2 separate regions of the Homo sapiens genome follow, and region 1 is linked to region 2. The links are chromatin contacts, found by Hi-C in ENCODE. All regions are on one chromosome and are shown on one strand. Each heading gives the region's core, a stretch centred on a gene start or an enhancer-like site at or near the end of the contact. The rest is flanking DNA. Distances are from core to core; before and after follow the strand shown. Region 1 holds the start of TMEM144 (transmembrane protein 144). Region 2 has its middle 76 kb from the start of GASK1B-AS1.

Evidence for each region. A loop is a pair of places that touch in the nucleus more often than their neighbours do. Pooled maps may share reads with other maps.
Region 1: a map of PC-9 shows a loop between it and region 2 (12-fold over the local background). The contact joins the promoter of TMEM144 here to the enhancer-like site in region 2. A Hi-C loop is called at or near these places in 1 of 168 maps with a recorded cell type or tissue (PC-9) and 2 of 50 pooled maps.

Annotation. Positions count from the first base shown.
Region 1 is chr4:158,209,156-158,212,212 of GRCh38, forward strand. It overlaps TMEM144 (transmembrane protein 144), which reads left to right and starts at 1,331. Exons shown (of 13, transcript NM_018342.5): 1 at 1,331-1,431; 2 at 2,298-2,419. RefSeq lists enhancers at 719-1,273, 1,174-1,263.
Region 2 is chr4:158,092,753-158,096,273 of GRCh38, forward strand. No RefSeq gene overlaps it. Among named protein-coding and RNA genes, the nearest start is that of GASK1B-AS1, 76 kb to the right of the region's middle. RefSeq lists an enhancer at 1,374-2,573. Within about 2 kb of position 2,084, at least 8 of the 41 ENCODE cell types and tissues checked have a DNase peak (open chromatin) inside an H3K27ac peak, as active enhancers do; they include PC-9, where a contact is called at or near this core.

The DNA.
Region 1 (3,057 bases), core at 81-2,580, 120 kb after region 2:
TGTGTGTGTCTTAGGTGTGCATGTGTGGAAAGGGGAACTGATTTCTTCAAAATCTTTCTGAACTGCTAAATTAATCCTCTTCCTTAAGTGAAAAAGCTTTGCTGCTTTAATTCTTTAAATGAAATGTTATTTTGCCTTCCCATCTGCTCATCTGACATGATAGTCTATGGATGTGATTAATGTTTAAGGCAGAACTTCCTTCTAGGAAATGTCATATTTTAACAGTCCTTGTGTTTTCTCCTTCCTGTGAATGCTACACCCATTACCAACCACTGGATGGTCTCGGGTTAAATAGCACTTCCTCAGAGAAGGCTTCTTTGAACTCAGACTAGCACAGAACCTACACTTCCCCTTTCCAACTTAAAGTTTGCATCCTTTGGTGTATGCGAACCCACATGAAGAGATGTTTTTTTTGTTTTGTTTTTTTTTTGAGAGGACTCCCTCACTTTGGGAGGGCGAGGCGGGCGGATCACCTGAGGTCAGGAGATCGAGACCATCCTGGCTAACACGGTGAAACCCCGTCTCTACTAAAAATACAAAAAAATTAGCCAGGTGTGGTGGTGGGTGCCTGTAGTCCCAGCTACTCAGGAGGCTGAGGCAGGAGAATCGCTTGAACCCAGGAGGCGGAGGTTGCAGGGAGCCGAGATTGCACCACTGCACTCCAGCTTGGACGAGAGCGAGACTCCGTCTTAAAAAAAAAAAATACAGATAAATGGCCTGTACAGATAAATGGCTTAGGTGCATCTACAAAGAATTAGTGATTACAAGTGAAATCTTGTAATGTCACAAGAAATGTTAATGACGTCAGTGGTGCAGATGAATTTCTTAATACCAAGTGGAAAAATTCACTTGAGATAATCTTTTACAATGGTGTGAAATTCCTCAGACTTTTGTTTTATCCATAAACTGCACAAATAATACCTCCCTCTGTGACACTTAGAGAGGGTGACATGCTGAGAGTTTCCTGAATAATCACCTCTTGAAATACACAAAACTCTTCTAGTTTCCTGGTTGACCGACCCAGGGCTTGACGACTCCTTTTGAGCCACCTGACAATTCAGTCCAGCACAGCAACTGAAGGAAGGCGTTCCCCAACCTGCTGTCCTATGAAGGCCTCTAGGTCACCGGTGCTAAAGCCCTCCTTTCTCCACCCTCCTTAAGTGGAGGTAAACGTCCCAGCAGGAAGTCAAGGCTGGATTGGCGCTCTTCGCGAGCACCCTGGGAACGGGAGTCTGGGTCACGGGTGCTAGAGCCCTCCCCTCTCCTCCCGGCCGGTGTATGGGAAATTGTCCCCGCAGAAAGTAAAGGCTGGCCAGGCCGCCCCCAGCACGTAGAGGGAATGAGTCAGGCTCCGGCTCCACACTGGCACGTAGTGGGCGGATCGCGCCGGCGCTGAGTAGGAAGGAGCTTCAGCCGCCAGCCCGGAACGCAGTGAGTACAGCCACTCAAAGGAAAGCCAAGTCGCTTTGCAGGGGAGCGTCTCATGATTTTTCAGAAACGTGCTCATGGTTAAAAAGAAAAATCAAGGCTCGGAATAAATACATTCAAGCACTGTTAATTTTAGCCCAAAGACAGGCGGTACTTGCCTGGAGATTTGGGAAAATCAACATGAAACTAAAAATGAAATTTTAGTTGGAGTGGAGCAAGCAGTATTGATCAGAACATACCAAATACGAATTTTTTCAAAGTCTGCGTAGAAGTTTAAATTACTAGGAAAAATGTAAAGGAGAAGTATTTACTAATAAATGAAACAAAAGTAATAAAATAAAAATGAATTAATATAGTTTGACAAAATATCAGCGAACGCTGAAAAGAAAACATTAAAATAATGTTTGAGACTTTTTAGGTTTTGTGCAGGAAGAATTGGGAAAAATGTGCTGGATGGAGTGATACTGCTTTTCTTTTCCACAAAAATTTCATTATTTTAGAGAGCGGTAGAGCCTTTTTAAAGACAGTAAGTTATTGCCAATTCACAATGAAATAAGATCACATGCTCTGAAATGTACAAGAGCTGCATGCAATAAACTTCATTTATCTATAGGTAATAACTGATTGATGTTTATTCAGTAGTCGAAATGCACCTCATGCACTCTAATTAGCACGTCAAATTAGTCTCTCCGTTTCAGAGGTGTAGGGCCTTTGTGGAGCCTTCTCAATAAAATAATTTGCCACTCTTGAAGGTTAGACATTCTCTTCTATCAATGTACACATAAAGGTTTTGTTTTGCTTTGCTTGTTGTGAATTAAAATGGGGAGAAAATGATGTGTTAGCTATCACCCAGTCATGTGTCTTTTTAGTCATAGGTTAGCTTTTCAAGACACTTCCTGCATCTCTGACCTGTTGCACCTCTGTTATCTTGGCACCTCTGTTATCTTAGCAGCAAGCACCTGCCTCAGCTGACCCTTGAGCCATAACCCATGTAAGTCACTGCAGGGCTGAACCTCTCTTTGAGCCTAACAGTAGAATAATAATTATTTTTATTGAATAGTGTTAATGTGTCAATGTTGAAATGTGCCTCAGTGTGTCTTCCTCAACCACATCCCTATAGAGGATGTTTTCTTAATAGCAATGTGTTTTTGTTTTAAGAAAGTCCACACAATTTCAAATACACATTTTCTTTACTAAAGTTTATTGACCAGTTTTGAAGTGATCCTTGTTTTCAGTTAAACTATCTTTAATAATGGTAAATAACATATTTTGTAGGTTGTTGTATATTTAATATTCTCTGCAAGAACACATAAGGAACAATACATGGACCTTTAAATATTTGTCATTGTGAAATAAAATAACAAGGAAAGGTGATTTCAGGTGTACTTTATTCAATACATATATACAAGAAGTTATTACTATAACATTAAATTTGCAGGAAAAAAGAAACCACTGGATTATTCTGCTTCTATTCCAGAGGGCTTATTCCAAAGGGCCAGTGTGCAAAATATGAATCCAAGATGGCATTGTGGAAAGACGCTGTACCTCCTGTGATAAAATTACTTTGGTGGTGCTTTTTTCTCATGTATCTCGGGAAACTAAAAATCTGAATTGTATTCAGTGGCCTTT
Region 2 (3,521 bases), core at 834-3,333:
TAACCTACAATTAGTTAATTGGTTTATGAAGAACTCATTTTAAGAGTATGCAAAATCCATTCATAATCACCATGTTAAAGCCAGTTAAGATTTTTATTCTATATAAATTTTAAGACAACATTTTGTGGAAAAGGCAAAAAATGTTTATAAAGAGGTCGGTAAGAAGCTTTTCATAAAATTTCCTAATGAAGTTACAAAAGATGAGAAGTTGGCAATGATAACTAAAATTTAATCTGGGTTAATTTTATTTTTTTCCTAGAAGCATTTCTAACAAAGCATCTCATGACTTCACTGGAATTGAAAAGTATAAAATAACTGTATTTGGTTTGCATAACCCTCTCTGGAGATGCGTGGGCAGGGAGGACACAAAGCACAATAGTGAGCACACCTGTGTCCCCTAACAACATTTCACAGGTGATATCAGGTCAAAATAAGCATCAGAGATGTCAGGAAGTAAAAAAATAAATCATGAAAGAAATAGCCTGCTGGGACTTCTTATCCCCTGTGCCAACCTCCTTCAATCTTTCAGAATCTGTATGGGAAAGAGGGGTGGCCATAGACACTTCTTAAAAATGGGAAGTGGAGATTTAAGCATTGGCTGCCCATAATGTTGACTTTTTTTCTTCTGAAAATATGGGCCAAGTCCTTACCTATCTTCCTGAAACATGTCACACCCAATAGTACCCACATCAGTACAAAATACGGATAACCCTGAAGGCCGATGTACTTAAAAGATGCATTAAAATTAAGAACTATGAAAAAATAAGCTGCTGCTTACCTCCCACGAAGATCTGTGTTACTATGCTAAATGAGAAATGTTGTTTTGGCCATCATTCTGAAACTTTTTTTTTTGAGACGGAGTTTCACTCTTGTTGTCCAGGCTGGACTGGAGTGCAATGGCACGACCTCGGCTCACCGCAACCTCCGCCTCCCGGGTTCAAGCAATTATCCTGCCTCAGCCTCCCGAGTAGCTGGGATTACAGGCATGCGTCACCACGCCCGGCTAATTTTGTATTTTTAGTAGAGACGGGGTTTCTCCATGTTGGTCAGGCTGGTCTCCAACTCCTGACCTCAGGTGATCCGCCCACCTTGGCCTCCCAAAGTGCTGGGATTGCAGGCATGAGCCACCGCGCCAGGCCCATTCTGAAACTTTCACGAGATCAAACGCAGACACCTGAGTTAAGGAAAGTGAGATGTGAGACAGGTAGAGATTTTGTGCCCGTTCGAGAAGCAAATGTATAATTTATGAACATCTTTCATCTCCACAAATGGTGAACATATTTTTTATTATTTTTTAACTGCAAAATATTCTCATTCTCATGAATTTGTTTAAGAGTCATTTACTTGCAAAATGTTGAGAAACCTGTGTTCTGTTCTTGGCAAATAACCTTGGCATTAGCAACTGCAGAAGCAGATGCTTGTCCACACTGTTATCCAGAAAGAAAAAAAAAACACTCCAAGGTCAGAACTAGCTGAAAAAACTACAGCAAACCACAGATGAAGAAAAATACAGAAAATGAATGATGAACAAGAAGGGTGGGAACCAGTGATTCTGCCTGAATTCCATTGAATTTAGTGGTGTGTATTACTTAGAGGAAGAAAGCAAGTAGCACCCACAAGCATTCATTATGATTAGCCTTTATCATGATAGTCTCACCTTGAATTGTAAAATTTTATTACACAGCTTTGTAATTAGGCTAAAGTCATCACACTAATGCCAGCTTTATGAAATATTGCAGAAGTTCTTCCTATTATTCATTGAGATGAAATAATTTTTTGAAGTGTGATTAAATCCAAGCTCCAATCAGAAAAGCAGATTACTCACCCTGATGATCAAGCAACAATAAAAATTTGTCCAATGTCAAAGAGCTGGAAACAAATAGGACACATTTACTGTTATAAAAGAAATCTCTGAAAATTTTAATGTTTGTTTCATCTGCACAAAACACACATCAAAAGAAATGCTACACAAATGCTGCACTTGTACAAATTTGTTTCGGTGTTTCTTCTTTCTACCTGTGTCAGAGGCATTGGAACTGGACTGGCTCAAGGTTGAACAGGGGCTGGATAAAATGAGGCTGAGACCTGCTGGGCTGCATTCCCAGGGGGTGAGGCATTCTTAGTCACAGGATGAGAAAGCAAGATACAGGTCACAAAGACCCTACTGATAAAAGAGAATGCAGCAAAGAAGCTGGCCAAAACCAAGAGAGCAATGAAAGTGACCTGTGGTAATCCTCACTGCTCATTCTATGCTAATTATAATGCATCAACAGGCTAAAAGACTCTCCCACCAGCCCATGACAGTTTACAAATACCATGGCAATGTCTGGATGTTACCCTAGATGATCTAGAAACATGGGAGGAACCCTCAGTTGGGGGAGCTCCCCACCCCTTTCTTAGAAAACTCATGAATAATCCACCCCTTGTTTAATATATAATCAAGAAATAACAACAAGTATACAGAGCAGCAGCCCATGCCGCTGTTCTGTCTATGGAGTAGCCATTCTTTTATTCCTTCACTTTCTTAATAAACTTGCTTTCACCTTACTCTGTGGACCTACTCTGAATTCTTTATTGTGCAAGACCCAAGAACCCTCTTCTTGGGGTCTGGATCAGGACCCCTTTCCAGTAACACCTAGATTTATAGAGTAGGCTAATCGTTGGCAAAGGAAAAAAATGAACATAATGTAAAGGTTATTCAGGATCAAAGCTAACATCTACCAAGTGAATAATTTGCTCTAATTGGAATGAATTCTGTGGAAGCATTTGGAAATGTAATGGTCTGTAAAAATAGTAAATAAATGCTTCCTGACCAACTATTGCAGGTGATTGAACAGTGATTTGATTTCGGTGCTTAGTAGTGCTTACTTCTGCCTATCTGACATTGCTTATGTCAACTTCGTTACGAATATCCAAGTTGATTTCCAGGTTTCAGATTCAATCTCTGTGCTTGGAGGTGGATTACAGAAAAGCATACATGGGGACCCAGTGAACATGTCAATTAGCCTGAAAGGAAGCACAATTTTTATTCCCTCCTATCAAGTTCAGGCAGGCAAATATCCTGACAGAGATTTAAGAGTTCCAGGAGGTCGCTTCTATCACTGGTCTCCCAGGCAAGGAAAGATGCTAGTTTTCACAGCTAACTAAAATGCTCTGAAAGCTGACCTTGGGCTGTTTCTTTTTCTTTTTTTTTTTTTTTAATTATACATTGAGTTCTAGGGTACATGTGCAGAACATGCAGGTTTGTTACATATGTATACATGTGCCATGTTGGTGTGCTGCACCCATTAACTCGTCGTTTACATTAGATATATTTCCTAATGCTATCCCTCCCCACTTCCCCCACCCCATGACAGGCCCCAGTGTGTGATGTTCCCCTTCCTGTGTCCAAGTGTTCTCATTGTTCAATTCCCACCTATGAGTGAGAACATGCAGTGTTTGGTTTTTTGTCCTTGCGATAGTTTTCTAATAATGATGGTTTCCAGCTTCATCCATGTCCCTACAAAGGACATGAACTCATC